Regions from separate parts of the Mus musculus genome. Here regions 1, 2, 3, 4, 6 and 7 are each linked to region 5. Evidence: chromatin loops called from intact Hi-C (ENCODE). Cell type or tissue: left cerebral cortex. All regions are shown on one strand.

Region 1 (4,000 bases), 71 kb before region 5:
TGGCTGCTAACTACATGGCCGAACTGAGCATTTAACTTGACAGCCAAAAGTGAGTTTCTGGGGATAAAAATGGAAATTAACAAAGGATCTGAGATTAATAGAGACATTTAAAGGATATATATATATATATATATATATATATTTTTTTTTTTTTTTTACACAGTCAGGCTGTGTGGTGAGTGACTGTGTTAAATGACTTAACACATTTCTCCCCTTCTTGTGTGGCGCTCCAAGAAGATGAGGCCTGTGGGTCTCAGTCGATAGCGCTACTCCAATGCATGGAGACCACTGAACGGTGTAAGAGCTGATGGGGTTAATCTGGATGAGCAGGTGGCTGGCTCCTGGCCACCAGGGGAGAACAGAGAGGCATTGCTGCTGTATTCCTCTGCCCAGCTCATCTCCAGCCTCCCCCTTTCCCTCTGATGTGTGCGCTTTTGTCTATGGTTTCTGGACCTTCCAATTATCATCCTCGCCTTGAGACAGCCAGCACTCTCACCACAGAGGAGGCTCTGGGTCTGGCTCAGCGTTCTGTACAGTGGGTGTGTGGGGAAGCTGAAGAAGATGAGCAGGTACTCTGGAGCCTCTGCAGAGTTCCCCGCATTTCGGTATCCATCACTGCCCCCTCCCCCCATTTTGATTACTCTGAGTCTTGACTTACAGAGTCTACCTGCTGCCTGGATGTTTGCTTTGATGGCCTCCACAGGGCTGTCGGAAGCAGGGACAGGCAGTGCCACACACATCATGGGAAGCCTGTTCCTGAAGGAGGACGGTGGGATGGCTCTCTCTTTAAGGACTAGAAACCTGTTTGACTAAACTGCTGCTCTTGACACATGTGGTCGTTCCACTGTCTCCTCTTTTGACCAGGTCATACTAACTCCATTAGTGTCACTGCAAACCAAGAGGGGTCATATCAAAGGAACGGTGTGTGGGTGCTGTTCAGACTCTTATGCCTTTCTATAAGTCAGTGCTTCCTGAGACTGGCTGTAGACACTCTGGGAGTTTTGAAGTCAGCATTGATTCCCAACTCCAAGCCCAGGTCAATCTCTCCAGCTAGGGTTCAAGCCTTGGGTTTTAAAAACAAATTCCCAAGTGACTATGATAATACCAAGACTAAAAACAAATGTGTGTGTGTTATGTGTGTGGATGGGTATTTTTCTTCCACTAAGCATACACTTTATGTTTAAAATATCAAAAGAAAATAAAGCAATTCTCATTTTTGGAAAGAAATCAAGTCCATTTCTGCTTACTTCTCTCTCTCTAAAAAAAAGATCTTTTTATAAAATGTGAACTTATATATGTGGAGAAAACTCTCCTTTTCAGTGTTAAGCACAATGAGAAACCAGGTAAGAAACCTTTTAGAACGTTAGTAAGATAACTCCATATAGACATAGTGTCTGTTTCACTTATTTAAATGAGGAGGAGAGTATGGAAAAGACATTTGAGGTGAGGGACATGCCAGCCGAACATAATTTCTGGTGAGCCTCAGCGTGGATTCTTGCCATGCGCCCATCTTTAAATAGGTGTGTTATTTCTGAGCCGCCCCAGATGATAGCAGGCTTCTGATGGAAGCTGAGATTTCAGAACTGCATGTTTTCTACCAGATGTGGTTGTAAAAGTAGTAGGTGCCTTGACTGAGGTTGCCCGGAGAAGAAAATAGAAGCACAACAGAGTAAAGAAGCAGGACTGAAAAGACTCATTATGGGTGACCTGCTCCTTCGATGCCTTCCCTGTCCGGGGAACAGCTGTTGAGATTCAGGGCATTAGGAAGAGCTAGCCACAGGCCTTCTGCCTGTTTGCAGAGGGTGGGCTCAGAAATGGCCTTCTTGGCCGAGGACTGGCAGCGGTGCAGAGGCAGCTAGGCTCTGAGGCTCTGGCTCTGGGCAGTGTTGGCAAAATCCTGAGCCTGAGGCTTCTGAGAACAGTGGGTAGGTTATTCTAGAGGCAGCTGCAGCTGAGCTTCAGCCTTTGGTCAGACTCGTGGCAGCAATGTGATGGTGACCGTTACAGCTAGAGCTGGTACTTTAACTCTCTCTCTCTCTTCCTCTCTCTCTCTCTTCCTCTCTCTCTCTCTCTCTCTCTCTCTCTCTCTCTCTCTCTCTCTCTCTCCCTCTCTTCTTCTCTCACAAGTGCTTGTACACATGTATGCACAAATGCATGCACCCATGTGTGTGCATATGGAGACCAGAGATTGACATCAGAACTCTTCTGTTCCTCTTCTTATTTTTTGAGACAGGTTCTCTCACCAAACCTGGACCTCACCGTTTCAGTCAGCAGATTTCTGGAATCCATTTATCTCTCCCCACTTACCCTCGGCATTCGTTGGGTTTCATTTTTAAATGCCCACAGTTGTGCTCAGCTGTTACATGGGGTCTGAACTCAGAACCCCATGCTGGTATAAGCACTGTGACCACTGAGCCCCTAAGTCCCGGCTCTTTTTTTTTTTTTTTCAATTTTCTTCATTCACATTTCAAATGCTATCCTGAAAGTCCACTATACCCTCCCCCCGCCCTGCTCCCCTACCCACCCACTCCCACTTCTTGGCCCTGGCATTCCCCTGTACTGGGGCATATAAAGTTTGCTAGACCAAGGGGCCTCTCTTCCCAATGATGGCCGACTAGGTCATCTTCTGCTACATATGCAGCTAGAGACATGAGTGCTGGGGGCACTGGTTAGTTCATATTGTTGTTCTACCTATAGGGCTGCAGATCCCTTCAGCTCCTTGGGTACTTTCTCTAGCTCCTCCATTGGGGGCCCTGTGTTCCATCCAATAGCTGACTGTGAGCATCCACTGCTGTATTTGCCAGGCACTGCCATAGCCTCACAAGAGATAGCTATATCAGGGTCCTTTCAGTAAAATCTTGCTGGCATATACAATTGTGTCTGGGTTTGGTGGTTGTTTATGGGATGGATCTCTGGGACAGTCTCTGGATGGTCCTTCCTCTGTCTCAGCTCCAAACTTTGTCTCTGTAAGTCCTTCCATGGGTATTTTGTTCGCTATTCCAAGGAATAATGAAGTATCCACATGTTGATCTACCTTCTTCTTGATTTTCTTGTGTTTTGCAAATTGTATCATGGGTATTCTATGTTTCTGGACTAATAACCACTTATCAGTGAGTGCATATCAAGTGAGTTCTTTTGTGATTGGGTTACCTCACTCAGGATGATATCCTCCAGATCTATCCATTTGCCTAAAAATTTCATAAATTCATTGTTTAAAAATATGGAACGCTTCATGAATTTGTGTGTCATCCTTGCGCAGGGGTCATGCTAATCTTCTCTGTATCGTTCCAATTTTAATATATGTGCTGCAGAAGCAAGCACAGGCCTGGCTCTTAATGTTATCATAGGCAATGAGTTAATGAAGAATTTGCCTAAAATTTCTTTTAAAGGTATATATAAAAAATAATGCTTTCGCTAAGTGCTAAGCATTCTCTAGGCCCAGTATTTCTATATTATGTACAAAACAAAACTAACTACTTACGTGCTTAAATCCCATAGGGAATCATACAGTTGTGTAATGAATGTTATTGTTCTCATCTCTTTAGTAGTAACTTTATCTCACCTACTTATGTAAGGTGGCAAAGACCTTTGTTGTCAAAGAGCTCCAATATATATTCATGAATCCACATTTTCTCCTTTAAAATTAGTCTCAAGTACCATGCAACAATGAATTTTCTTACCGAGACCTTAAGAGCCCTGAGGGAGGGGACCATAGTTTTGATGTTTCTCTTCAGCAAGTCTATAATGTGGGGTTGAGGAGTTACAGGCATGAGGACTTACGTGCGGTTCCCAGATCTTATATTTTTAAAAGCTGGGCAAGGTGATATGCATCGTAGTTCATGGGCTGAGGCTACTTTGTTAGCTCCAGGGCAATAAAAGGCCTTGTCTGAAAAAAAGCAAACCACCAACAAAGTCAACGGAAGGATTGTAATAAGGCTATCAGCTAGCTTCTATATGCGCAAACACACACACACACACACACACACACACACACACACAC
Region 2 (4,000 bases), 82 kb after region 5:
CCAAAAGCAAGGCAAGCCTGAAATTACTTTCAGATTTTCCATCTGTCAAAAGCCACCAGAAATAAAAATCCTCAAGATTTCCAAGAGGGCTCTGGAAACAGAAACAAAAAGTTTAAAAATAAAAAATAAATGAGTCGCACACCTTTCCTTCCTGTCACTCCAAAAGGAGATCAGTCTGGCGTCCGGATGAAACAGACCTGGGTACTACTGCGGCTTCCCACTCCCGCTGGCAACACTCAGGCTTCCTACCAACCTGCACAGCAGCGTGGAGTAACGGGGTGTGCAGGAGCGTGCCCACCGCAGCCAGCAGGAAAGAGCCTCCCGGTCCGCTCCCCGAGCAGCACCGGGGTCTGCGCCAAGCCGACCGCCCGCAGCCGGCCCAGCTGATCGCGCCCACGTGACTCCCTCCAGCCAATCGCCCGGCGCAAGGCGGAGCGCGCGGCGGCGGCGGCGGGGCCTCCTCGGCACAACAAACACAGGCGGAACAGCTGGGCAGGCGCGGGCGACCGGGCGCTCGGCACCCGCAGGCTACCGGGCAGTGTTCCCCACGCCCAGGGTCCAGAGGGCAGCGTGATAGGGGCTAGCACCGACGAGGCGGGCACGGCCCACAGCCCAGACACCCGAGCACGAGTCGAGCCTCCGGAGCGGCGGGGCGGGCGGGGTGCGAGCGCGGCCCTGGAGCGCGGGCCCGCGGGCCGGCCCCGAATCGGAGCCCGGGCGCGCCCCCGACGCTGCGGCGGGGACGGCGGCTGTGGGGGCGGGGCGGCCTAGGAAGTGGGGGTGTCACGGAGAGAGCTGTCTGCGGACCGGCGGCCCAGGCGACAGGCGCCGAGGGCGGCGGGCGGGCGGGGGCCGCGGGTCGCTAAGGGGGTCGCGGCTGTTGTGGGCTCGCGGAGCGCTCCGCTGCGCGGCGGGGGCGGGTCGGCGGCGGCCGCCGCGCCACAGCCTCACAAAGAAGGACCGCCCGGCCCGGCCCCGCGGCCCCACGGCCCCACAGTCCTGAGAATTGCCCTGGTGGCCCGGCCAGGACCCTGGACGAGTGGAGAAGGGGAAGAGGCACTTCCTGCCTGGGCCCCCGCCCCGGGCCGCTCCCCGAAGGCTTCGAAGCCGCCGGCCCAAGGGCTTCGAGCCCCAGCCGACTCCGATCCCGGCGCCCACCGCCGTACTCACCGGCGTGCTGGGAATCGGCGCTGCCAGCAGCTCTTCGCTCCTCAGCTGGGTCGAAGCCCACCTCGGCCTCCCAAGTCTTCAGGTTTAGTCAGGCCTTGGCCCCGCCTCTCCTCGGTCGGGCCTCGGCGTCAATCACCGGGCGTGGCCCCGCCCTCCCTTCAGGCGGCTCTCCCGGTTGGCCCGCAGCGCCCTTCATTTCTAGGCTCCGCCCCTCTCCCTGGCACTCTGCCCCTTCCGCCGGGCCCCGCCCCTTCTCGGGCTCGCCCTCCCCCCACCCTTGCCCGCTTACACTCCGCCGCCCACCCCACCCCGAAGCCGCAGCGGATGGGCGGACTCCTCGCCGCTCGCCCCGCCTCTAATTCGACACCTTGCATCCTTACGGCCAATCAAGGAGGCTAAGTCTGCCTCCTCGGCCGAGGCGGCCAATGTAGTGAGAGTGAGGACCCGCCCCCCACTCCCAGCTGAGCGCACACAACACAGCATCCACGTGAGTCAGCTTCTTAAAGGAGACGCCTCAGCCTTGGTAATTGCGGCAGCTGGGACTCATTGCCCGTCATCGGCGTCACCTGCTGGCGGCTGAGGCCATAGCTTCCTGATAGCCAAGGAAGCCTAGAAGAAGCGAAAACAAGAGGCTGTTTTCTAGTCAACGCTGGTATTGAGGTTAAAGGGCTACCTAGGTTGAAATGCCCGTTTTACCATCCCATCAGGCCACTTTCTCTTGGCTTACACGAATTGCCTTAAACAAATCCCGAACTCTTTGTGTCTCGGTATATAGGAATTCATTGTAAACAAGGTTTTTTTCAGCGTGCTTGGTTCTATTTACAAACTTTCCAAGTTTTCTCTTCTCTTCCCTCTCTCTGTTTCTGTCTCTATCTCTTTGTTTTTCGAAACAGGGTTTCTGGACAGCCTGGAACTCACTCTGTAGACCAGGCTGGCCTCGAACTCAGAAATTCGCCTGCCTCTGCCTCCCAAGTGCTGGGCTTAAAGGCGTGTGCCACCACGCCCGGCCCAAGTTTTCTCTTGACCGTTGAAGTAATTCTCAAAAACTTAAGTCTTTTATGTGGAGATCAACTGTCTTGTTGAAAAAGACAGCTGTCCCCTTAGCCCTCCCTCACCATGTTTAAGATAAGTTGGAAAATTTTTGCCATTCCGTTGGCTTTCCCAGGTAATTAAATCTCTGTTGGCTGTCCATAAAGATGACAGAAATACCTCAAAATATTTCATGTATTAAATAAACATAAAATATATAAATTATACACATATATATATACTAGCACTTGAAATTTGTAGCATAGAATATGTGTTCTGACAAAACCCTGATACTTAACCCTAAATCCTTCAGTACTTTTCATTCATTTATAAAATAAAGAGTTACTGTGGCCTGGTTTTGTAGAACATGCCTTTAGTCTAGAGTGAGTTTCAGGACAACCAAAGCTACATAGTGTCTCGAGAAAACAAAACAAAACAAAAAGCTACTCTGACCATCAAAGATAAAAGACTATGTTTAGATTAAAGAGAATTTTGCTGGAGGAAAAAAAGCATTTTGGGGTATATTGGGAGATTCTTATAATCCCTTTATTTTTATTTAATACAAGACTGTTAAACTTAGAGCTGTGTACACTGGTCTATAGCTATTGTCATGACACTCTGGAAAGCCGAGGCAAGAGCATCAGGAATTGCTACAGTGACTGACACTGTCTTAAATCAAGGTACACATGTATTCCAGGAAAGAAAGTACAGTGCCTCATTTCCCCCCAGAATTTGGAAACAAGGCCAGTCTCATACATTTTAGGCAGTACTCCACCACTCAGTTCCATCGCCCTCCCTCTTTCTGAATACTAGATTGAGACACATTCCACCTTTAATGCCCATGTTTGTCTCCAGTTTTCCACTGTCCTGCTGCTGCTCCCGAATAGCTGGCTTACAGATTTGTGCCACCAACCCTAGCATGCTTTCCGAAGACTTCAGTTCTCTGCTGACAATTTCAAAATGGGGAAGGGTGGGGACACAGTGTACTTCTTCTAGTTTTCTTCTTCTTCTTTTTTAATTTAGCCACAATCAGTCATTTTTAATTTTAGTGTGTGTGTGTGTGTGTGTGTCTTCATATGTACATGTTGCTCTGAGTGCTGGAGGAGGCTGGGAAGGTTGTCCTATCATCTGGAGCTAGAGTTGCAGGCAGTTTCAAGCCATTCAACATGGATGTTAGTGATCTTGGAACTCCTGTCCTCTGTGAGAGCATCAAGTATTCTTAACCTCTGAGCCACCTCTCCATCTCTGATCATTCTTTAGTGCCAAATGTATTTTTATCCACAAATTATAGACTCGGGCACTTCAATCAGTCTCAGATGGTAATCTCTGTTCTTTTCCAATGTCAGAGGGACATTGGATGGATACAGAGAACTCTCTAGATCTTGAAACTCAGCCTGTCCTAAATGGAGCCTGTATCGCCTTTCAACAGCAGAGACGTTTCTTTAGGCCTTGCCTGTCACCACTTTCTTATGTCTAGTGGGCTATAATCCAACCCTGCCCTGTTCTTGCTTCCTACTGGCACCACCACCTCCTTTAACTCCTTAAGTTGCTGCAGATAAGCTGAACTGTTGGTATCTGTTAAATAAAAATTATAGGAAGCTTTGTTTGAAATTAAGCTACTCCACTAGTCCAGACTTTAAAAGGTGGCCAGAGGTGTGTATGTGTCACTCACACTACTGTTTCCACAACAATATTGCTTTGTTTTCCTCTGTTTGGGAGTAGGGGGTCCGAGGGGAGGGGGAGGGGAGTGGGTTTGGGGTACATGATGTGAAATTCACCAAAAAAGCCAATTTTTAAAAAA
Region 3 (4,000 bases), 190 kb before region 5:
CCTAGTCGGCCATCACTGGAAAGAGAGGCCCATTGGACACACAAACTTTATATACCCCAGTACAGGGGAACACCAAGGCCAAAAAAATGGGAATGGGTGGGTAGGGAAGTGGGGGGGGAGTAGGGGGGACTTTTGGGATAGCATTGGAAATGTAATTGAGGAAAATACATAATAATAAAAAAGAAAGAAAGAAAGAAGAAGAAGCAGAAGCAGCAGCCACCTAGTTACCACTACATATAACCTCAATCCTAGGCCAAACTGACTCTATCTCCCCAGATTCAGTTTGAAAGAGTCCCTCCTAACGTATGCAGGAGCCAACCTCTTTAGACCTGGTGGGAACATTTGCTCAAATTAAAGCCACGTGGAAACCACAGTGCAAGATACTCGGGGCACCCCTGAGACAGAAGCTATTAGGACTGAAGCTAAGTGCTCTGTGTCTTTTCAATTCCTTTACTAAATCAAAAACACCTAAGTCTAAGGCCTGGCGTGATAGCTCAATGGTTTAAAGCACTTACTCCTCTTTTAAGGGAGCAGGGTTGGGTTCCCCACACCCACATTAGGTGACTCAAAAACCATCTGAAACTCCAGCTCCAGTGTCACCACACTGTGTGGTGAATATAAACTCATGCAGCCTCGCATACACAAATACAAATTTTTTAATACATGAATTTTGCAAAGTCTTTCATCAAAATAGTATTTTAAAAAGTAGCCCATCCAACTCTTTAAACTTTTTGTGACAGGGGGTTTCTTTCCCGAAACACGTGATGGGTATGAATGGGAAGCATTTTATCTTGGTAAGGCCTTCACCAATTTCTTTTTCAATACTTTCCTTGGACTTAACTGAATGTAAAACTCAGCTCTGTCTACATCCAATCAGAGGCGACTAAGCCTTCAGGCAAGAACCAGGAAACAAAACAGCTCCACAACCACAAAGAAACACCTTATGCCTTGTCTTTATTGCTTCTGGTCAAACATAATCTTAGATGTTAAGATACAACTTGAGAAGCCGGGCGTGGTGGAGCACGCCTTTAATCACAGCATTTCGGAGGCAGAGGCAGATTTCTGAGTTTGAGGCCAGCCTGGTCTACATAGTGATACAAAGTGACAGCCAGGACTATACAGAGAAACACTGTCTCGAAAAAAAAAACAAAAACAAAAACAAACAAAAAAAGAACAACAAAAAAGATACAACCTGAGAGACCAAACCTGCCAGGTGGGCGTGGTGAAGCACGCCTGTTATCGCACCAATACAAGGGCAGAGGCAAGGACCATGAGAGGCCAGCCCTTAGCTAGAGCGAATGCCAATAAAAAGGAAAATTGGACTCGAAGTCAGCCTTCAATGTGGCCTATCGTTCTTTCTGTGGCACTGCCACCTAGACCTAGGGCACACCTCTGTCACCTGCAAGAAACAAACTGCTTGAACCCTGAAAAACTCTCTTGTGGGCCGTTCACGTGGCGACCCCTGGAAAGCCTTGTGCTCCTGGAATCTGGACCCTGACACACCGTAGGCGGTGTAGGGGGACCCGGCAGCTCCCGGGTTTCACCGAGGTGTGGTGTGGACAGGAAGGTGAGCACAGAAGGGGCACCCGACGCTCCTCGCCCCCGCATCCTGATCAGCTCTGGAGGCTTCGGCCTCCCTCCCAAGAGCCGATCGCCCTAAGCCCTCCACCCAATTCCCGCCAGTGTCCGTCCCCCAGGGCCCACCCGAGGAGGCCTGCTCCGGGGAAAAGCCGCCGAGCCGCAGCTCTCCATCCGCCCACTCGGGAAAAAAAAATCCCTTGGCTGCCGCCATGTTCCCGCGCCGAAGCCCACACCTGACACCGCGGGCCGCGCACCTGGGACACACCGGGGGAAACGCGCGACGTCGCGGGGACACTGGGGCGAGACAGCGACTCCACGGGGGTCACAACCTGGGAGAAGAACCCGCCGCTAATTCATCCCGAAGCGGGGAGGCGTCGAGCCCCGTCGCCTTAGTAATGCGTCCCTCCGGGCTCCACCCTGATTGGCTCCTGGCGCAGTGACGCAAGGCGTCTCCGGCTGCGTGGGAAGCCCTTGAACCGGGCGCTCCGCCCCTGCTCCGCAGTGGGGAGAGACCCCGGGCGTCGTCTAAGCTCCTTTAAAGGAACCGCGCCCCAGATCAGTGTGGCCAGGCGCAGATGCCTGCCAAAGCTGGTAGGGGTAGAGGAGCAAGAAACCAAAAATGAGAACTCAAGCGGTGGTCTCCGGGGAATCTAGTGGTTGCGTAGGGGGATGGCAAAGCTAGAGCACTCATTTGCAAGCCTAACGTTTACGTCAGGAATCAAAGGGCAATTTAGTATCCAGCCAATTCTAGAGCCTGAGTTTCTGCTGGCACAAAACTCAAGACACCTTCAACGCCTGAGGTTACCTCATGGAAAATAAATCGGAGGCAATCATTTACAACTCTTACTTTCTTGCCTCATGTAAAGAGCAAATGATCACGCAGTCAGTTCTAGAGCCAGGTTCCTGATGGTGTAAAACTAAACGCACCTTCATTCAACCCCTAAAGTTGCAGGATGGAAAACGCAGAGACACTAAATGACAAGCGTTATTTTCTTGCCCCAAGTCAAAAAGCAACTCCAGGTTCTGTGGTGCGCAACTGTTGCTAATTCGCAGTGTTTGCTCAAGTCTCAACGTTTCCTCTTCTGGATGGCCCAATCAGTTTTTATGTTGCTGTCGGGTTTTTGTCGTTGTTGTTGTTGTTGTTTGGTTTTTTGGGTTTTTTTTTTTTTTCTGTTTGTTGGTTTTTTTGGTTTTTTTTTTTTTTTCTGTTTGTTGGTTTTTTGGGTTTTTTTTTTTTTTTTTAAGTTTGGTTTGGTTTGGTTTGGTTTTGTAGGACACTCTTTTGGAAAGGTCTTTGTGCCTTTCTACAGTGTTGGATCTGGCTCCAAACCTACCAGACTAAGCACCTGGATGCTAGAGACTGGTTAATTTAACCTCTTTGCGTTTCCCCTGCACAATACCTTCTTGCTGACTTTTAACAGATAATAGACATCTTTAAAAATATGAAATGTCCACACATAGCCGACAGAGCCTTTCAACAGCTTTTCATTTATGTTTATTCATTTAATCTGTTTATTTAACATGAAACAGAGAGAAATGAATTTTTAAGTTCAGGGTAGCCTTGTGTGGTAGTACATGCCTGTAGTCCCAGCAGTCCCCATAACAGAGCCAGGAGACTGCCTCTGCAAGACTCTAAATTTTAAAAAACAAATGCAAGGTGCCTTCGCGCTCAGAGCCAGCGTTACCTCTCCTTTACCTTTATTCAATACTTAAGTGTTTGAGATGTGCCACAATTGTATTAGAAAACAGAAAATACAACGAAGGAAAAAAAGCAGCACAAAAATGCAGTTATCCCTCAGAGGTTGAACGGACCTCACTTTTGTCTCTAAACTCAAGAGTTCTGGGAAAATCTTAGGAATTTTAAGGCTTGTCATTGTTTTGAACTTAACATGGGGATCCCCCAGAACCTCTCAAGAATGCACCGCTGTGAGTTCTCTGAGGATTTAAAGAGTCTATACATAGCCTTCCCTCTACTAGAGATTCCTCTTTTGTTCTAATGGATTAAAGGAGAGTAGTGAAGAAAGATGGATACCCGAGACTCCAGGATAGCCCCCTCAACTTAGATCCTTTAACCAACATTTCTCAACATAAAAATAAATCAGAGTACTTTTCTTTCCCCAGTCTGTAGTTATTTAAGACACAAAAAAGGGGGGGGGGGCTAGGCAGTGGTGGCTCACAACTTTAATTCCAGAATTGGAGAGGCAGAAACAGGCAGATCTCTGTGAGTTCCAAGCCAGCCTGATCTATAGCATATAAGAGACTTTGGAAAAGGACTGAAGAAGAAGAAACGTGGGTCCTCATGTACAGCAGTCTCTCCTTCAGTCCTTGCAGCCTAAGAGTCCTCTCAGGTCTTGAAATTGAGCAGCAGATTAGAATTTTCTACTGGGGTGACGTCTGAACCCACTTTTTCACTTATCGC
Region 4 (4,000 bases), 60 kb after region 5:
AGAATGTCAGGATGTCTAGAATTACCACCCCCATACATAATTGAAAATAAAAATAAATTTTAAAAATTTATTTTATTATTTTCAAAATAATTTTTTAAAAGTGAGATTAAAGAAATAAGATTAAATACAAGTCATGGTAAGATAGAACTAATCATACAGTTTTGGGGGTACAGAACAAAACTAAAATGTGGGCTCTTGCTCAAGATAATTAGAGTCAGTAATGGTGGCACATGTCTGTAATCTCAGCACTCAGGGTTCTGCCATGACACCAGGGCTGTACAAAAAGATCTTGTCTCAAACAACTCTATAACTGAAAACAAATGGAGATAAATAGGATTTCAATAATACAATGTCAGGAGGACATGGCCTTTCTGGGTATGGTCACTGGACATCTGAGAGTCTGTGGAGGCTTCAGAGACAGCAGGGATAGAGATGACATGAAGTGCCACACAGAAACTCTATGCCATCGGCAGAGGTTACTGAAGAATGTCAGTCCTTTGTGCTTGGGCTCAGTTTGCCACCTTGTTTTACACTCCATGGAAAACGAACCTACGGGTAACTTCATCTTGTAAAGAGACCTGCAGGGTCAAGCTTCAGAAATCGGATTTCAGGTCCCCAGGAAGGAGCGTGCATGCTGAGAGGGGGTGCAGAGCACCTAGGCAGATGGATGTACCCCCACCTTCCCTCCTCCTGGTGTTATGTCAAGTTTAGGAAGACGAATACAGAACATAAGGGTGCTGTTTCCTAGCACGGGTCTGAAACCATAGAGCTAATCTCATTGGGCTTTGCGCTACATTGAATTAAACTCAGTTAATTCTAATTTCACCAAATAGGGTTACCGAGGGAACAGGAAGAGGAGCTTGGTAACTGAGTTCCACTGGCCAATGGGAGGTGAGAGGGGACGGAAAATTGATTTTGTGCCTGCTGAGGAGCAGGTGAGGCCATTTTGATCTGCCGTGGGTAAAGTCTGTTTCTTTGTAAGGACGCAAAGGCATTTCTGGTAGAAACTTTGCTTAGACGGGTGGGCTGTGTGTTTCCTTGGGGATTCTTTCAATCTATCAATGGAGTCTCTGTTGATGGATACTGTTATTATATACTCCAAGGAGGGACATCCCACTCAGACCAGAATCTGGAAAGAAAGTGTGCTGTCTACAGTTCACCATGCGGCCCTCTCTAGGCTGGAAGACTGTTCTTAGGTGTGGCTACACAGTATTTCTTCTGAGGTGAGGGGCCACCCAATTGATAGGTCCTTGTTCCTTTACGCTAGGCCTAGATCTGTAAAGGGGCGGAGGGGGGAGGCAGTGATGTCCAAGTCTGATGAGGGGCCCCAAAGCCTCAGTCATAAAATGCTGGAGGTGGTCCACAGTGCATGCCAGGAGACACAGCAGGTGCTTTCTGAGTTGAGTACAGTGGGGGGGGGGGGGGGTGGGTGGCACCAAGACACTCTCTTTATTTTCAAGAGCAAATGGATTACTGAAATTAGTTATTGAAAACCCTCCTTCAATTCTGCCTCAGCAGAATTGTGGGGATTTTGCACAAACATTTCTGGCCAGTGAAGACTTATACTCAAGGCCACCCAGACTCTCATAAGCCACCAAGCAGGGCTCCACCATCCGAGCTCCCTATGACAGGGATGAGGAGCCTGGTTTGAACTGGTTTCTAGAGCGGGCTAAGTCCTAAAGGCACCATCAGCTCACCCACAAGGATCAAGGACCTGACTGGTCTGGCCATCTCCACTAGCCTCATTGGATTTGTCCTCTGCATCCGTGATGACAATTATCTGCATAGCCTGATCAGAAAATGTTCCAATGGTTCCCCCTGCTGCCCACATGTCATACTGCATACAGTTACAAAAGGAAGTACTCCCAAATGACCCCCTTTTAAATGGCATCTAACAAGCAAACAAAGTCTTAGGTAGCAAATGATAGGTTTAAAACATTGTCATCTTTCAGTGTCTATCGTATGATAGATGCTTTGGTATGAGGATGGCGACCTTTGGTTACAAGGGCGGAGCCTTATGAATGGTATTAGTGTCCTGATAAGGGGCTGAAGGTTAGAGAGATGCTCAGTGGGGAAGCTTCTACTGCGCAAGCATGAAGATTGCAGTTCCTAGCACCCACGTAGATAGCAGACAGGTGTGTCAGCTACCCTATAATCCCAGCATTCCTGAAGCCAGGCAGGGGATCCCCACAGCAAGCCAGCAAGCTAGACTAGGCAAATTGGTGAGCTCTAGTTTCAAGTGAGAGATGATGCCTTGATGCAGAAGGTTGAGAGCAACCGAGGACGACCCTTAGTGTCAACCTCTGCCATCCACGTGCATACAGGCACACACATAAGCACTCACACATACACACTGGGGGCAGGGGGATATGGCGAGGATGTCAGACACCAGAGAGGCTGAAGTTCTTCCCTTCCTCTGTGTGGGAACACGCCAAGGAGGAAGCACACCACATCTAAAGTGCCCCAACCTTGGATTCTCCTCCTTCAGAACTGCAAGAAATCCCCTTTGTTCTCAATCCAACCTTCCTATGGTATATGTTGAGTATTTCTCTTCTTATGTGCTTGGCATTAACAGAAGTGTATCAGCTAAAGATACAAAGATTCAACCAGGTACGCCACCCCTAATCCGAAATTTTGAAATGTTCTAAAATTTAAGACTCGTTGGTCTGGAGTAACTGGTTTGGGATGTTTTAGAGGCTCACCAAATGATTCTACTTTACAAACAAGATTCAGAACCACGCCCATTGCCTCGCCTGACACCAGGTATTGTAATTGCTTCAGAGGGCTGAGAAAAGTTAGTCAATCCAAGACACATAGAAGAAATGATATGTGCACATACGTGGCATCAAAGAGGCACGTCAAGGTTCTTAGCAAAGTGTGGGGATGAAGGATAAGTGGCCACAAGAGTTGGGGCTTCACAGACAAGCAGGAGAAATTCTAGGCACCAAAGGGTGTGGGCAACCTAGCCAGAGGAGAAGCTGTCTGCAGCAGAGCGTGCTGATGACAGCATGGCCCTTTCTGGGGGCAGGCAAGTGTCGTGAGATGGCAGCTGTGGAGGGATGAACTCAGAGTTAGACTAGAGTGTGGGGAGTCAGGAAGAATCAGGACATACTGGACAGATGTCTTGCGGAGTATGTAGGAAGACAGGTAGTATCTGTTGTAGAAATTTTTAATTTTGATTTGGGGTTTCTACCCTGCCTTTCACCATTCAGTTCCCAGATAATATAATTTTTATTACACACACACACACACACACACACACACACACACACAATTACCCATGGCATAATGCTAAGTGCAGTCCCCAAGAACTAGTTGTCCCAGAGAAGAGAGAGTCACTCTTAGACCCACGTGATGTTATTTGACCTTGCCCCCAAATTATTTCTGCTTGGTAAATAAAGATGCCAACAGCCAATAGCTGGGCAGAAGACAGGGGTGGGGGTTTAGGGTTCTGGGGCTTGTAGGGTAGGAGGAGAACCACGAGGGGAAGAAGGTGAAAGAGGAAAGAGAGGCTGCACTGAGTTGGGTGAGTCATGAAAATGTGGCCCCAAGGACTGGCCAATTGGAGTTAAGAGCAGCCCACATAAAACATAGTAAGTAATAATTCAATGTTATTGATAAAAAATTAGATTCTAAAAGCATAAAGGGTAGATATCAGCCCAGCTCTTGTGCTGTTTAAGGCTTATTGTAAGTATAAAGGTGTGTGTGTCTTTTATCCAGAAGCTAAATCATTAAGAAAAATCCGAGTTCCATACCTGCGGTGCTATTAGGCCATTTTATCCTCAAAGCTATTCTACAAAGTTAGCACTTTTAGTATAAAAATGAAGAAGTCGGAAAACTGCCCAAGGGCATGGTCACCAAGACTCAGGACTGGGATTCAAACACAAGTGCACCAGCGGCAGGTCCTGTAAGGGCATCTAACAGTATTCCGTACAAGCTAGCTTGAAAATTTAAGACAACTTATTGAGCACCCTGAGCCTCAGCTCCTTACTGTTCGCCC
Region 5 (4,000 bases):
GGGGTTGGGGGTGGAGCACAAGGCCTCCACCACTCTTCAAAGCCTCACCCATATGGCAACTGACTTGTCTGCACATGAGGGGGTACACAAGCTTCAGGTGTAGGGGATTTTTACTTTGTTTTGAAAGTCATTGGCCCCTCTAATCACAGTTAAACTGGGAGGGGGAGGAGAGACTAAGAAAGGGTGACTGTCATGGGGGCAAGTTTAGGGTTAGAAGCTAGACTTTAACAATTTCCTCCCTAGTCTGGAAAAGCTGCCTCCAATCCCTGAAAGAAGAGAGTCAATAGCATTACAGGGTTAAGACCAGGGTCGTCGTCTCCTGTAGCGGCGTCTGTTCCTTTTTGGAACTGTGGCGCGGGCCCAAAAAGTTAAACTGAGAAACACGAACTTTCAGAGTTCCTGGGCTAAGCAGAATAGCGCCGCTCTCCCCGGGTTCAGACCTTGCATTGGACCCGGGTCTGGCTCTCCAAGGCTGGCACCTGCGAGCGCGCTCCAGGACCACGGGTGCTCGCCTCCCTGTAGCGCCCCTCCTCTACACCACAGCAGGAAGGAAGAAGCAGCTGGCGCGCACGTCCCAGCAGCTAGGGGCCTGTCCCCCATCCTTCTCGGCTCTGATCCTCCACACCCGATCTTCCCCGGCTGCAGGCAAATCTCTGCAGCCCCCGACTCAGCAGTGGCCGGCTTCTTCCAATCTGGCACTGGGAGAGCTTGCTCCTTCCTAGCCCCGGCCCTCCACAAAGGCGCGTTGGATTTAAGGGACAACGGAGAGGGCAGGGGTTGTGAGGGTGTAGTTTGCACCCTGATGCTTGTGGCTTGTTTGTGCGGAGAGCGTCTCCCCAGCATCCTCCCTCCCCCAGAAGCTCTGCAAACCCAGCGGCTGCACCAGCTCGGCCCCTCTGCAGCCATCCTCGACGCCGAGACTTGCGTGCAAACAAAAAGGAGAAGGGGAGGGGCCCGGGAAACCGGAGCCCCCTGCACCAAGCAGGACTCATCTCCTGTGGCCCTCAGCGGACAGGGTTTCCTTAGGGGGCTTCAGGTGGGACCCCAGGTTCTCCCCACCCAACGCCACCATATCCACGCCCTCTGGCCGCCACTTAAGTGAAGGTTCCGAGTTCACTTCCTTTGTCTGGATGCTCTCAGCACCGCCTCCCCCAACCTCCAGCTTTGCAACCTTGACGTCGACTCCTGCAGGGGCTGAGGCTGGCGGGTTAACCCGCACTGGGTGTCCGTGCCACTCTCCGGCCTCGTACCCGGAGCCGGCACTAGGAGGCTGCCGGGCTGCGCAGCCACCCGGGTTAAACTGGCGGCCGCCAAAGGCGCAGGATACTCACCAGTGAATGGGGAAATATACAGACATGAAGTCCTAGGGGAGGCTGACCCACGCCCTTGTGATTAAGAAAAACAAAACAAAACAAAACAAACAAACAAACAAAAAAAAACCAGTCACTGAGTCCTGAATGAGATTGGCAGGGGCGCAGAGGAGAGCAGCGGGCAGCCGAGAGCGGGTACTGGGCTAGCGCCGGTCCGCCTTCCGGAGACAGCCTCGCTGCCAACGGCGTAGGCAGTGCAGACCAAGCTCTCCGCTCTCCACCGATCTCCGGGTCCCACAAAGAGCCCGGGAAGCAGCATTTATAAGGGAGGGGCGGGGCTTGTCGGCGAGCGGCCCCGCCTCTCCTCGCCCACTCTTAGAATAACGTCACCAAAATCATGAATGGCTTCAGCGCTCATAGCTCCCGCGGGCGGCGGCGGGGACCAGCCGGGCTCTGCACCCTGCCTGAGCTGGCTCCCAGCAGCTACGAGCCCGCCCCCCTCCCCACCGTTGACACACACGCGTGTTCCCGAGCTGGAGTTCAATGTCAACGCAGCTTCCTGACCATAAATCCGCAGCGTCCGCAGCCCCCTCTCTGAACACAGGGACTCTAAGGGCTACGGGGATGGGTGGGCGTGAGGAAGGAATGGGGGCCCACGCGGGAAGAGACAGATCGCCGGGGGAGGGCGCCATTCTTCCATCCGAGCGCCCGCTGTCGGGTTCTCTGTGACTTCCACATCTCAGGACCCTTCACTGGTCATCCATGCAAAGTAGGCCTCTCTTGGACATTATCGCCTGTGGCATCCCGATCGTGGCGGGGCCGGGGGAAAAAGGAAAAGATGGGAAAGAAGGCTGCACAGCTGCGGGGCTGGAGGCACCCATGCCGGAGGGGGCATTGTTGGCTTTCTAAAAGTCTGCGGTCCTGGAGTCCATGGAGGGTTCTGTTTGTGGGAGAAAGGATGTGGTGTCTTACTAGGGTTTTTCCGTTGCGCGAGCGCGCTTGCGTGTGCACACACACACACACACACACACACACAGAGTAGCATATACGGTTTGCATTGGGAGTAGAGGGTGAGGAGAACGAGCGGAATACAAGTACACCCGGCTAGCCTTAGCTCCCAGAGCCCATCTGATAGAAAACACAGAGTTGAGAGACTGACTCCTTCATAGCCCAGGAATTGCAGTTCCGGTGTCTATCTTGGAGACTAAACTGCTGTGCAGCCCCTACAGCCAGGAAGAACGGAGTCTGACTCAGTACCCAGCGCTGCCCCGCTGTGGCCTCTGTTTCAATTACTCTTGTAAAACAGCTTCCTAACCTTGACCTATGTGCATAAAGGGACTGGGGAAAGGGAGAGCCGTGGTCGAAAACTAAACACAATTAAATGTGATTTAAAATAAGTCTGCACCCTGAAAGAAAAGCGTACTGGTTATATCCAGCAAAAAGCTGCTGGCATCAAGAGACGAGTTTTCAGTAGCAGGGGCCACGCGGATGTTGAGAAAGAGGACCTCATAATTTTCAGCATCTACTCTTTCTAAGAGCAACTTTGCAATAACTGCTTTCCCAACTATGCGTACCTATATACATCCTGAGTAAAAACTGGAGCGTCCTAAAAGAGCCGTATTTCATAAGCCCTGTAATCAGAAAAACGCAGGAGGCTGTCCTTACCCCCTTGAGACAAATGAAGCGCTGTTTGTGCTCTTCAGGACTATTCGCTTCTGCTTCTGACCAGGTGACAGGGGTCTGGCGGAGGGTGGGGCTTTATGAACAGGGGCCAAGGGAAGATGGTCCGTGGTGTGTTATTAATGGAGGGGCAGCCTGAGCCTTTTAATAGAATGGGAAAGTATCTCAGTGCCATTGGCTGACATGTGGCATATTGTCACCTGGGGAGCCAAAGAGAAGCCAAAGTCTAGAGATCTAGATTCTAGACCGAGCTTTCCTGGAAACCCTCTGAGGGTGGGCCCTGAGGCAGACCCTTGGGTTAGCAGAAGAAAACCTTCTCCCATGTTTGCCCATACAATCCCTCACAAGACCTGAGATGAAAGGCAATGGATGGTACCATCGTGACCTGTCACAGACACATGCATGTTACATATTTGTGATTATTACCTATCAAACCCTCTCACCACCTCCTCACACCACGGAAATCAATCAGCCCTTTTGGGGAAGAGGATGTGAAGAAAAGTCTCCCTCTAGAATAACAACCTGGCCTCGTGGAAAATGGCCTACATTGGAGGACACCGAGTTAGTGTCGGGTGAGTACTTTTTGGGAGAGTGTATGAATGAATACTTCAGCTCAATTTCAGCTGTCAGAAAATTAGAGCAGAAAGTCAGCCTTGGATCGTGGCTCCCAGATCTACACTACGCCAATTCTCAATGCTACTACATCTATGTGGCTCCTCACAAGGAGCTACGTGTTTTTTCGAAACATTGTCACTGTGTTGGCTTTTAACCGAGTGGAATGAGATTAAACGGCATAGCCTAACAGTTTACAGAGCCCAGTTTACAGATGTACAAACCGTGCTGAAGTAAATTAGGGAACTTGCCACAGTTAGACAAGGCTGGACTGGGACTGGAACTCCGGGTTTAGGCACACTCAGCTTCTGTCCAGTCCTTCACATCTCTGCATTTCCTCGTTCCTTTAAGATACAGGAGATTGGGCAGACAGTGGCAGTGCACACCTTTAATCCCAG
Region 6 (4,000 bases), 150 kb before region 5:
GCGGTCCTTTATCTTCGATCTGAGTCTTGCCCTAGTTCATTCTGGTCCATGTGTATCCCATGGAAACTCCCTTGGTGACCTGTTCATGGCAACTCCTCATGGTCTCTCCACATCTTCCATTCCTTGTGGTCTTTCTCTACCTGTCTGTCTCCTTTAGGACACCCTAACTGGAACAGGAAGTCCTGCCCTATTGTCTTCTGCTATTCTGTTATTCCCTACTCTGATCCAGCTCTTTATTAACCAATCAGGAGGTATGAACAAGAATGTTTACTAAACACTGAAACAGGTGATGCTTCATAAAAATTACAATACCAAAGTCTGTCCTGGACTAACTCTCTGCCAGTAGAGAAATCAGCATTTGAATCATACAAAGACAGCCTTTACACAGTGCACAAAACCATCCTCTGACACCCCACCTTTTGTTTATTTCTTATCTGGGGGGGGGGGTTCAAATACCCTCCGTCTCTTAGGTGCTATCAGGGCAGCAGCAGAGACTTTCTTTTGTAACTGAGGATCCCTCTCTGCTTCCCTGGGAGGAGGTAGAAGTCATGACACCGTGCTGTGGAATGCTCTATCCACTTGCTTTGGATTTTAGGAATCCATCCAATGACCATGCAGGAAGTCATCTCAACCTTCCTTGCCCGTAAGGAGCTTTAAAATTGGCCAGAGCCTCGGAGGCAGTTGAGCTATTAATGGAAAGTGAATCAACTCTGAGGCCCTTAAAAGTTAATGCTACTTGTGTAGTATAAACCACACTCCCATAGACCTTGAACGTCTAGGAAGCCTTGTGGCTTCCTAGAAGAAACAGCCTCCTCAGAAGCTGTGCTGCTTTTGTGTTTGTGTCAGGCTGAGTAGGTATGCCTCTTCAACTAGGATGCGTTAGCATCGGCCCAGGCAGGACTGAAGGATATTTCCAATGAGACTTGGAAAGAATGGGACCACACCCTTAGTCCAACCTCCTGTCCGAGCCAAGTTCAATCTCAGGATTTCCGTTTCCTATAGCTCCTAGGAAAGAGGGGCTAGACCCTTGCAAAAGGGGACTCTTCTAATTCCAGGCGAGGCTTACCTTTCAGAGAATGGGCCTGTTGGCACACACTAGTAGTTGGGGCTCATCCGACCGTACTGGCCCCAGCCCCTGAGGGTGATTGGGCAGCTGGCTATCCATACCACTCAGCCTCCCGACTCAGGACCGCTTTGGAAACCTGGCCTCTCTCACTTACAGCTTCACTCACAGCTGCTGCTTGAAAGTCTTCCCTACTACTAACGTCAAAGACTTTAGAGCAGCACTCTCCACCTTCCTAATGCTGCGATCCTTTAATACAGCTCCTGATGCAGTGGTGACCCCCCCCCCCCCCACTGCCCAGCCATAAATTTATTTCTGTTGCCACCTTATCACTATAATTTTTCTACTGTTATGAATTGTAATGTAAATATCCGATATACAGGACATCTGATGTGTGACCCTGTGAAAGGGTCGTTCAGCCCCCCAAAGGGTTGCAACTCTTAGGTTGGGAGCCACTTCTTTAAATAATTACCTAAATGCGCTATCTCTTTCTCCATGGTCACAGAAGGAATTATGTCCAGGGATTGCAGTCTATAGGGGGAGGCTTGCCTTCCCCGTTCTCTACATGCATACACAAAGGCAAGCTTGCATGCATACATGCTTTCTACCCCCGACCAACTCTATCATCAGCTGAGCCCTGTTTCCTTCCACGGCAGGGTCCTTGGAGCCCAGCGCTGAGCTGGTGTTGGCTCTAAAAATAACCGTGTCCGCGGTGATGAATGGGAAGGCATTTGCTCTCCTTTCCCTGCCTCAGCGCTGGGCCTGACTCATGTTGGGAAATGACATTCTGTTAACACAAGCACTTTTGTTTCCTCCTGTGCTCATTGAACATCCGGTGAGGGCCCTGGCCAGGCCTGGCTTTCAATTTTCAAAGCCTCTTTGGGCGGTGGGGTGGGGTGGGGCGTCTATTCCATATCTCTATCTTGTGGCATTAAGGATACTTTTAGACTGAGAAGCATCTTGAACATCCCTGGAGGATGCCAAGGATGTGATGGATCTGGGTCCCAGCAACACGTAAACCAGGCATGGTGGCCTACACCTGTGATCTTCGAAGTCGAGGGAGAAGTACCAGACGCTTTTAAACTTAAATACACCCTCAGATGACCCGAGAGTTTGAGGCCAGCCTGGACTGCCTAAAGAACCGTGGGAGGCAATCCCGCCTGAGAAGAAGATGTTGGCTTTAGGGAAGTTCCAGCTTCAGCTCTTGTTTTGAACTCAGGTGCCTTCACAAAGCTAATAAGGAAGCAGGGGTGTGTGCTAGCCCTTATGCAAAGTCATTCACTTTGTCCTGTTCTTCCACTCCGAAAGAGTCTCTGTTCTCGAATCTTGGATTTTTCCATACACAAAACGAAAACTGTTGGGCTGAAACCTTTAGAAGTTTACTGTAGCCTTGGCAGCCTACGCTTTCTCTTCCCTCGGGTGACTCCAGATCCTCCCACACCAGAGCTTCTTTTGTTTGAGGAAAGACTGGGATTTGGGGACAGATTCAATGGCAAGCTGCTTCTTGAGGAGGGTGCTGTAATGGGATCTCATGGCTGCTTAGTGATTCTATGCGAGCACAAGGCCATTTTAGGGTGTAATGTCAAAGTTTACCAGACACTATCTTGGACCAACTCTCCTTTTTCCATGAGACCAAAATCGTTATCCTCAAAAGCATTACTAATTATGCGCATCCACCAGATGCTAGATGGCCTTGGCTAGAAAGCAGAGGACCCACGCTGGGGGTCACCCACCTCACTGGGGTTTTTCCTTAGCTCAGCTTCTATTGGAGGACCTGGCTAGAAGCCAGGCTATGCCCTGGAATAAATGACCTGTCAAGTCATCAGCTATAGCCCTGGGAGGTGCTCCTAGTTCTACTTAGCCTTTCATTTATCTTTATAGCAGTGAAACCAACTTGTCTAGAAGCCTACCTCACTGGGGAGAAGGTTAACTTACAAGGTCCAAGTTTAAAAAGAAATGAAAAAGATCTCTGTGCCCTCTAATTTTAGAAGACTTGCTCTCTGGCAGCCATCAGAATAGGGCTGTTCAGATGTCATCTAGAGACAGGGAAGGGAAGGAGAGAGGCAGAGGCTGGGTTGCCTGCAGAAGTGACTTTGGTTGCTTTTTCACATATAGATCAAAACCTTGCTGAGCAGTTAACCCTCAGCAAGGAACTGACATGTTTAGCAAGCGGGAGACTTTTGCAAATGGAGAGGACTTGGCAGAAGCCACTGCTACTCAACTGTGCGTGACATTGGTTGATGCTGGAAGCTTCTGTCATCTTATAAATATCCTGAGGCAGACTTTGGCTCCACTTTGGAAATACCCAGGACATTTACCTGGGACCTATTGTCATCTTAGCTTGCAGTGGGCAAAGGTTTCACAGACTCTTGGGGGCTTTCTCAGTAGAGAAACCTCGGTAGACATAATGGTGGAGAGAGGGTATCTCTGCCCAATCTTTTCCCTTGGATATGCCTCTCCCAGTTAGTAGTTATCCCTGCTAATTAGTGAATGAGCTTTAGTAAATAGAAAGGATGTAAGTCTTGAAGAATGGCAAGACCACAAAGACAGAGATACAGAGTTATGCATGCAATCAAGAACTACGAGGAAAGACAAAGCGATATGAGTTGATTCAGGATAGGTGTTCAGGGGGTGAGTGGCCACCAAAATAGTTTGGAGAGCAGCCAACGGCACCAGTGTCCTCAAGGAAACTGATTTGGGAACAGGGATTCTTCAAAATATGGGCATACCTCTTGGTTTTTCTTTTTCCGTTGCTGTAACAAAACGCCCAAGGACCTTTTATAACAGAATTTAGTGCCTTATTCTTCTAGAAGCCAAAACATCCAACATTAAGATTCTGGCTTCTGGTGAGGGACCTCTTGTTGTCTCATAACACGGAAGAGGTCATGCCATCATCATGAGAAAGAAAGAATGTGCCAGTTCAGATTGCTTATCCTC
Region 7 (4,000 bases), 91 kb before region 5:
AAAATGAAGATTTTCAAATTCCACTTGGTTGTAGAGGCCCCAGATATTCTCTTATCTGTGCATCTCTATCAGAACTCTGGCCACTTTTCCTGTCCTTGTTAAACTTTTTGTCCTTCCTTTTTTAAGTGCCTTCTTATGTTGTTATATATTGTGATTTAGTTGCAGGGAATATATATATATATATATATATATATATGTATATATATATATATATATACATATATACACACACACATATATACATATACATACACACACACACATATATATGTATATATATACACACACACACACACACATATGTATGTATGTATGTATAAAATATCTCCTGCTCTCCTTGTCTGGCATTTGCTTCTGCCTGGAACAGGCTCTATGGCACCCCTTACCCCTCTTCCCTTAATTGTCTCCCATCCATCTTGGGGTGCCTGGCTTAGCACTGTGTCCTCTCTCTTGCCTTCTCTAAGTATGATTGTGGGTCAGATGTGCCTCCTGTCTCCTCTCCAGGGCCTCATCTTTCCTTCCACAACAGCAGCTTTGTCACAGTTCCTGGCCCTGCTCTTCTAGAAGACCAAAAACTCCCTGAGAGACTCTGTCATCTTGTTTACCCATGTAGGCCAAGACCCACCACGGACCTGGCCCACAGCCAGGGTTTGGCAAATCATCATGGAAACGGAAACCAAATTCAGATGAAAGTTTATTTCAGCCACATAAACTAGGGACAGATCCACTAACAGAAAACACCCAAGCTTTGACTGTGTACTGTATAAAATCTCAAGCATTCTCATGTCTGGGCAAAGCACACACTTTAAACATCTATTTACGGGATGTTTTAAATCACATTTGCTGGCTACGTGCTGTCTTTTCTTGGCATCCACGGAGAGCTATGCAACAGTTATCATTGAAGAATTGAGAACAGCAAAAAAAGTTTCATCCATTAACTTAGTTCTTTCCTTTCATTGGGGAAAGGTGCTCACCCTCCATATGTATATCTGGATCAAGGAATGGCAGCCATGTTCCCTCTTCAAATAGAGTCTCCTGGTGCCATTGCTTAAAGAGACGTCTCCAGCCTTCCCCCAAGCACACAGTTCTTTCCTGTCACCTTTCCCTGCTTCTATGAAGCACCTTCTCAATGTGAGATTACCTATTTGTTCTTGATTCTCCCACTTACTGCTGGCACCCTCCCCTTATAACTCTGGGAGGATGCTGGAGGGGGACTCCAAGCACTCCAAGTACCTTCTTCTAGTCAGCTCCTGGAAGGTCTACCATTCTCTTGAACCTGACTTGGAGTAATTCTCTAATCATACTCTGCTCTGAAAATTAGCCATTCCTTCTGCTTCTGCTGAGAAGTCGGGGCAGGTAACATTTTCAGAGAACTTTCAGTGTCCAATCCTGATATAAGGTTGTTTTTCCTAAACTTTCTCAGCCATTAGAGAGCTACAGCATTGCCTCGTCCTGTTTGGACTTTTGTTTCTCACAACCATTCGATCCTCTAACTCTTCCATGTGTACCAGAAAATGGACAGAGAGCACAAGGCAGCCTGTATTCACCTTTTCTGTGTGGTGGGCTAAGAGTCACTTTGTGCTGGGAGCCCTGGAGCCCAGGAGAAACGGCTTGCAGTTTCCTCCTCCGGTCACCAGGGGGAGATGTACATTCCAGAGTCCTCCCCCAATGCTCTTTGGGAAGCTGGGAAAGTAGATAGTGTGTCCCTCCTTGGACATCAAGCTGCACACAGGCAGAAGGACCTCATGATTACATAAACACATTAAATGGAGACCCACAGCCCTTCAGAGACTCACAGGCAGTCACCAGTGGGGAGGCAGGGCAGGAAGTGGTTTCGAGAACCACTCCCTCTGCTTTATAGACCAGAAAATAAAGGAACCTCTCTGGTTAAAATCAGAACCAGCTAGAACGCACTCTGCCCATTCTCCCTTCCCGTTCCACTATGCTGATCCATCTTTGATTCTGGCGTATTCTGGGTGTGGGTATCTCCCGGTGTGGAGAATGGCTGGACACAGACCAGATTCCCCTGGAAGACAATCACGGAGAAGGCAGGGAGGGAATTTAAGACTCGATTTTGAATGCCTTGCCTTGGATCTTGATGTTTAATAGTTTTGGGACGAGGCCAGGGCCCCAGACTCAAAGTCACAATCATAATTTGGTATGAGTATCTCTGTACTGCTTTGCAGCATTAAGGATTTGATGAGGTAATCCTAGCACACACCTAACAACGCTGAGACACACCGTAGATAAGCGCTGTTTAGTCAAAATTGAGTTTTGAACAGACTGGCAAAACCGAGGGCAGAGGTGGGACAGTATATGTCCACAGGGTTTCTCCAATCATTACAAATAATCCCGAACTCTCACAGTGCCGATACAGCTAGTGTTTCGGGTCTCCTTTAGCGAAGCATTTGCTTCGTGCTCGTGGAATGCTCTGCTCTTCGATGCTGCCATGACCATGGCCATCTCTGGGGAGTCGGCGTTGGTTCTCTGAGCCGCTTGCACCCCAGGACACGAAGTTCAGTATCCCCAGCTCTTGACTTGATTATGGCTTCAGGAAGGACGCCTCTTTAGGATGTTTTGTGCATATTCAGCAGCAGGGCAGCTACCGTGATATATGTGACACTCCTAGGAGGCATTGACAGGTTTGACTATACACAATGTTACTCTAGCCCAACGGAACCCAGACTGGCTAGTACCATGATGAGGCAAGGTCATAGGTCAGGTACCAAGGCATTCAGATTATTTCCTCCCTGCTACAGGTGCACGAGGCTGAGCAACCATCTGGGAACAAGGAAAAAGGGGTCCAGTGACACCCATTCACTCTCCTGAGAGACTAGCCCAGATGCATAGGCTCTGGATAGTGGGTCGTCCATGTCTTCTGCGGGATAAAATGGCATCTTTGTCTCTCATGGGATATTTATTCACAGTCTCTTGAAACCTCAGAGCAGTCTGCTTTCCTCAGACACAGGTTGTCCAAATGTGCCCCGAGGCAGAGTCTTTGATGCTTGTCAAGTAGGTTTGAGTGGGTAGAGGCCAAGCTACCCACCACCGTCTCTTCAAAATGTCACCCCTTTTGGTGGCTTGCACGGTTGGTTTTCAGTGCAATTGAAATTCCATACCTAAAAAATATGTCTGTAAAATGGCCCATTACGGACAAAGGTATGATTGTGGATCCCTGTCCTAGGTGACCTGCATGAGTTATTGTTTCTCACAAGAGCCCTTTGAGTAGACACGGCTAGTTCCACATCAAGCACAAAGAGACCAAGGCTCAAGAAAAGAAAGAGATTTGTTGCAGGATTTTCCCTGCCCAATTACATTAGGGCAGCTGAAGGCCTGTGATTGGACAGGGAAAAGGGAGGCGGAGCTAAGAGTTGAGAGAGCCAGTGTCTGAGAGGAAGGGGAAGGCAAAATGGAAGTGGACATGAACCAGCATGGCTATAACCAGCCACAGGTAGTTATGATATCATAAGTTTAGACTAATTGGGATAATGCTTTCATCATTATCAATTGGCTCTGAAAATATTGTATTGGCATCTTGTAAATTGAGATTTTATTGATACATAAATCTGATTGGTTAATTATAAGCTTTAAGAGTTGATTCTACCGGGTAAATGAGTGTTGTGGCTGACTGTGGGGTTGACGGTCATTGCGTGGGCTGGCGTTGTAGTGAAGAGAACTCAGGAGCTCCGGCCCAGCCTGAGAATTGGTGGGTAGATACAGAGCTAATGGGGCTGAGAGTTGCCGGCACATGTGCGGGCCTGGCAGCAGTGATCCGGCATGAGACTGCGGAGCACAGGCTCAGAGAGATGCCGAGTTGGAGGTAGCGCGGGAAGCCTGCTGGTTCTATTTTTAAATATTTCCTGCAACAGGGATTGGCTCAAAGGGGTTACCGAAGGGAATGATCCCAGGACTATAAGCCAGGTATGGCTCCAGCCAGCATCCCCAGACCCATAAAATCATTCCACAGAGGAGTGGGGAGATAAAGGTCTAGGTTCAAGTC

Evidence for each region. Peaks named below come from ENCODE experiments on the same cell type or tissue, not always from the same donor. Only the 100,000 strongest peaks of a DNase experiment are listed, where the experiment ranks them.
Region 1: a loop joins it to region 5, with 2.2 times the contacts of the local background. A loop is called at or near these places in 10 of 42 quality-filtered maps.
Region 2: it touches region 5 in a loop (7-fold over the local background); 5 of 42 quality-filtered maps call a loop at or near these places.
Region 3: it touches region 5 in a loop (4-fold over the local background); 14 of 42 quality-filtered maps call a loop at or near these places.
Region 4: a loop joins it to region 5, with 2.4 times the contacts of the local background. A loop is called at or near these places in 4 of 42 quality-filtered maps.
Region 6: it touches region 5 in a loop (2.0-fold over the local background); 9 of 42 quality-filtered maps call a loop at or near these places.
Region 7: a loop joins it to region 5, with 2.5 times the contacts of the local background. A loop is called at or near these places in 12 of 42 quality-filtered maps.

Annotation. Positions count from the first base shown.
Region 1 is chr17:72,987,119-72,991,118 of GRCm38, reverse strand. It overlaps Gm23649 (a small nuclear RNA gene), which reads right to left and starts at 3,321; the gene lies at 3,215-3,321. In left cerebral cortex, no CTCF peak of the experiment used is centred here; DNase peaks (open chromatin) are centred at 1,552 and 1,862; H3K27ac peaks cover 256 bases.
Region 2 is chr17:72,833,962-72,837,961 of GRCm38, reverse strand. It overlaps Ypel5 (yippee like 5), which reads right to left and starts at 1,334. Exons shown (of 3, transcript NM_027166.6): 1 at 1,171-1,334. In left cerebral cortex, a CTCF peak has its summit at 1,741 (motif pointing left); DNase peaks (open chromatin) are centred at 441, 674 and 1,502; H3K4me3 peaks cover 1,887 bases; H3K27ac peaks cover 1,841 bases.
Region 3 is chr17:73,105,992-73,109,991 of GRCm38, reverse strand. It overlaps Lclat1 (lysocardiolipin acyltransferase 1), which reads right to left and starts at 2,007. Exons shown (of 6, transcript NM_001177967.1): 1 at 1,836-2,007. In left cerebral cortex, a CTCF peak has its summit at 2,141; DNase peaks (open chromatin) are centred at 1,312 and 2,042; H3K4me3 peaks cover 1,816 bases; H3K27ac peaks cover 1,378 bases.
Region 4 is chr17:72,856,167-72,860,166 of GRCm38, reverse strand. No RefSeq gene overlaps it. Among named protein-coding and RNA genes, the nearest start is that of Gm30256, 13 kb to the left of the region's middle. In left cerebral cortex, a CTCF peak has its summit at 1,838 (motif pointing left); a DNase peak (open chromatin) is centred at 1,800.
Region 5 is chr17:72,915,910-72,919,909 of GRCm38, reverse strand. It overlaps Lbh (limb-bud and heart), which reads right to left and starts at 1,605. Exons shown (of 3, transcript NM_029999.4): 1 at 1,332-1,605. The coding sequence starts at 1,357. It overlaps Gm30375 (predicted gene, 30375), which reads left to right and starts at 1,755. Exons shown (of 2, transcript NR_168598.1): 1 at 1,755-3,562. In left cerebral cortex, CTCF peaks have their summits at 1,952 (motif pointing right) and 2,591; DNase peaks (open chromatin) are centred at 1,211, 1,666, 2,336, 2,491 and 2 more places; H3K4me3 peaks cover 2,694 bases; H3K27ac peaks cover 2,730 bases.
Region 6 is chr17:73,065,432-73,069,431 of GRCm38, reverse strand. No RefSeq gene overlaps it. Among named protein-coding and RNA genes, the nearest start is that of Gm41616, 17 kb to the left of the region's middle. In left cerebral cortex, no CTCF peak of the experiment used is centred here; DNase peaks (open chromatin) are centred at 1,815, 2,109 and 2,447.
Region 7 is chr17:73,006,819-73,010,818 of GRCm38, reverse strand. No RefSeq gene overlaps it. Among named protein-coding and RNA genes, the nearest start is that of Gm30420, 15 kb to the left of the region's middle. In left cerebral cortex, a CTCF peak has its summit at 1,626 (motif pointing right); a DNase peak (open chromatin) is centred at 1,631.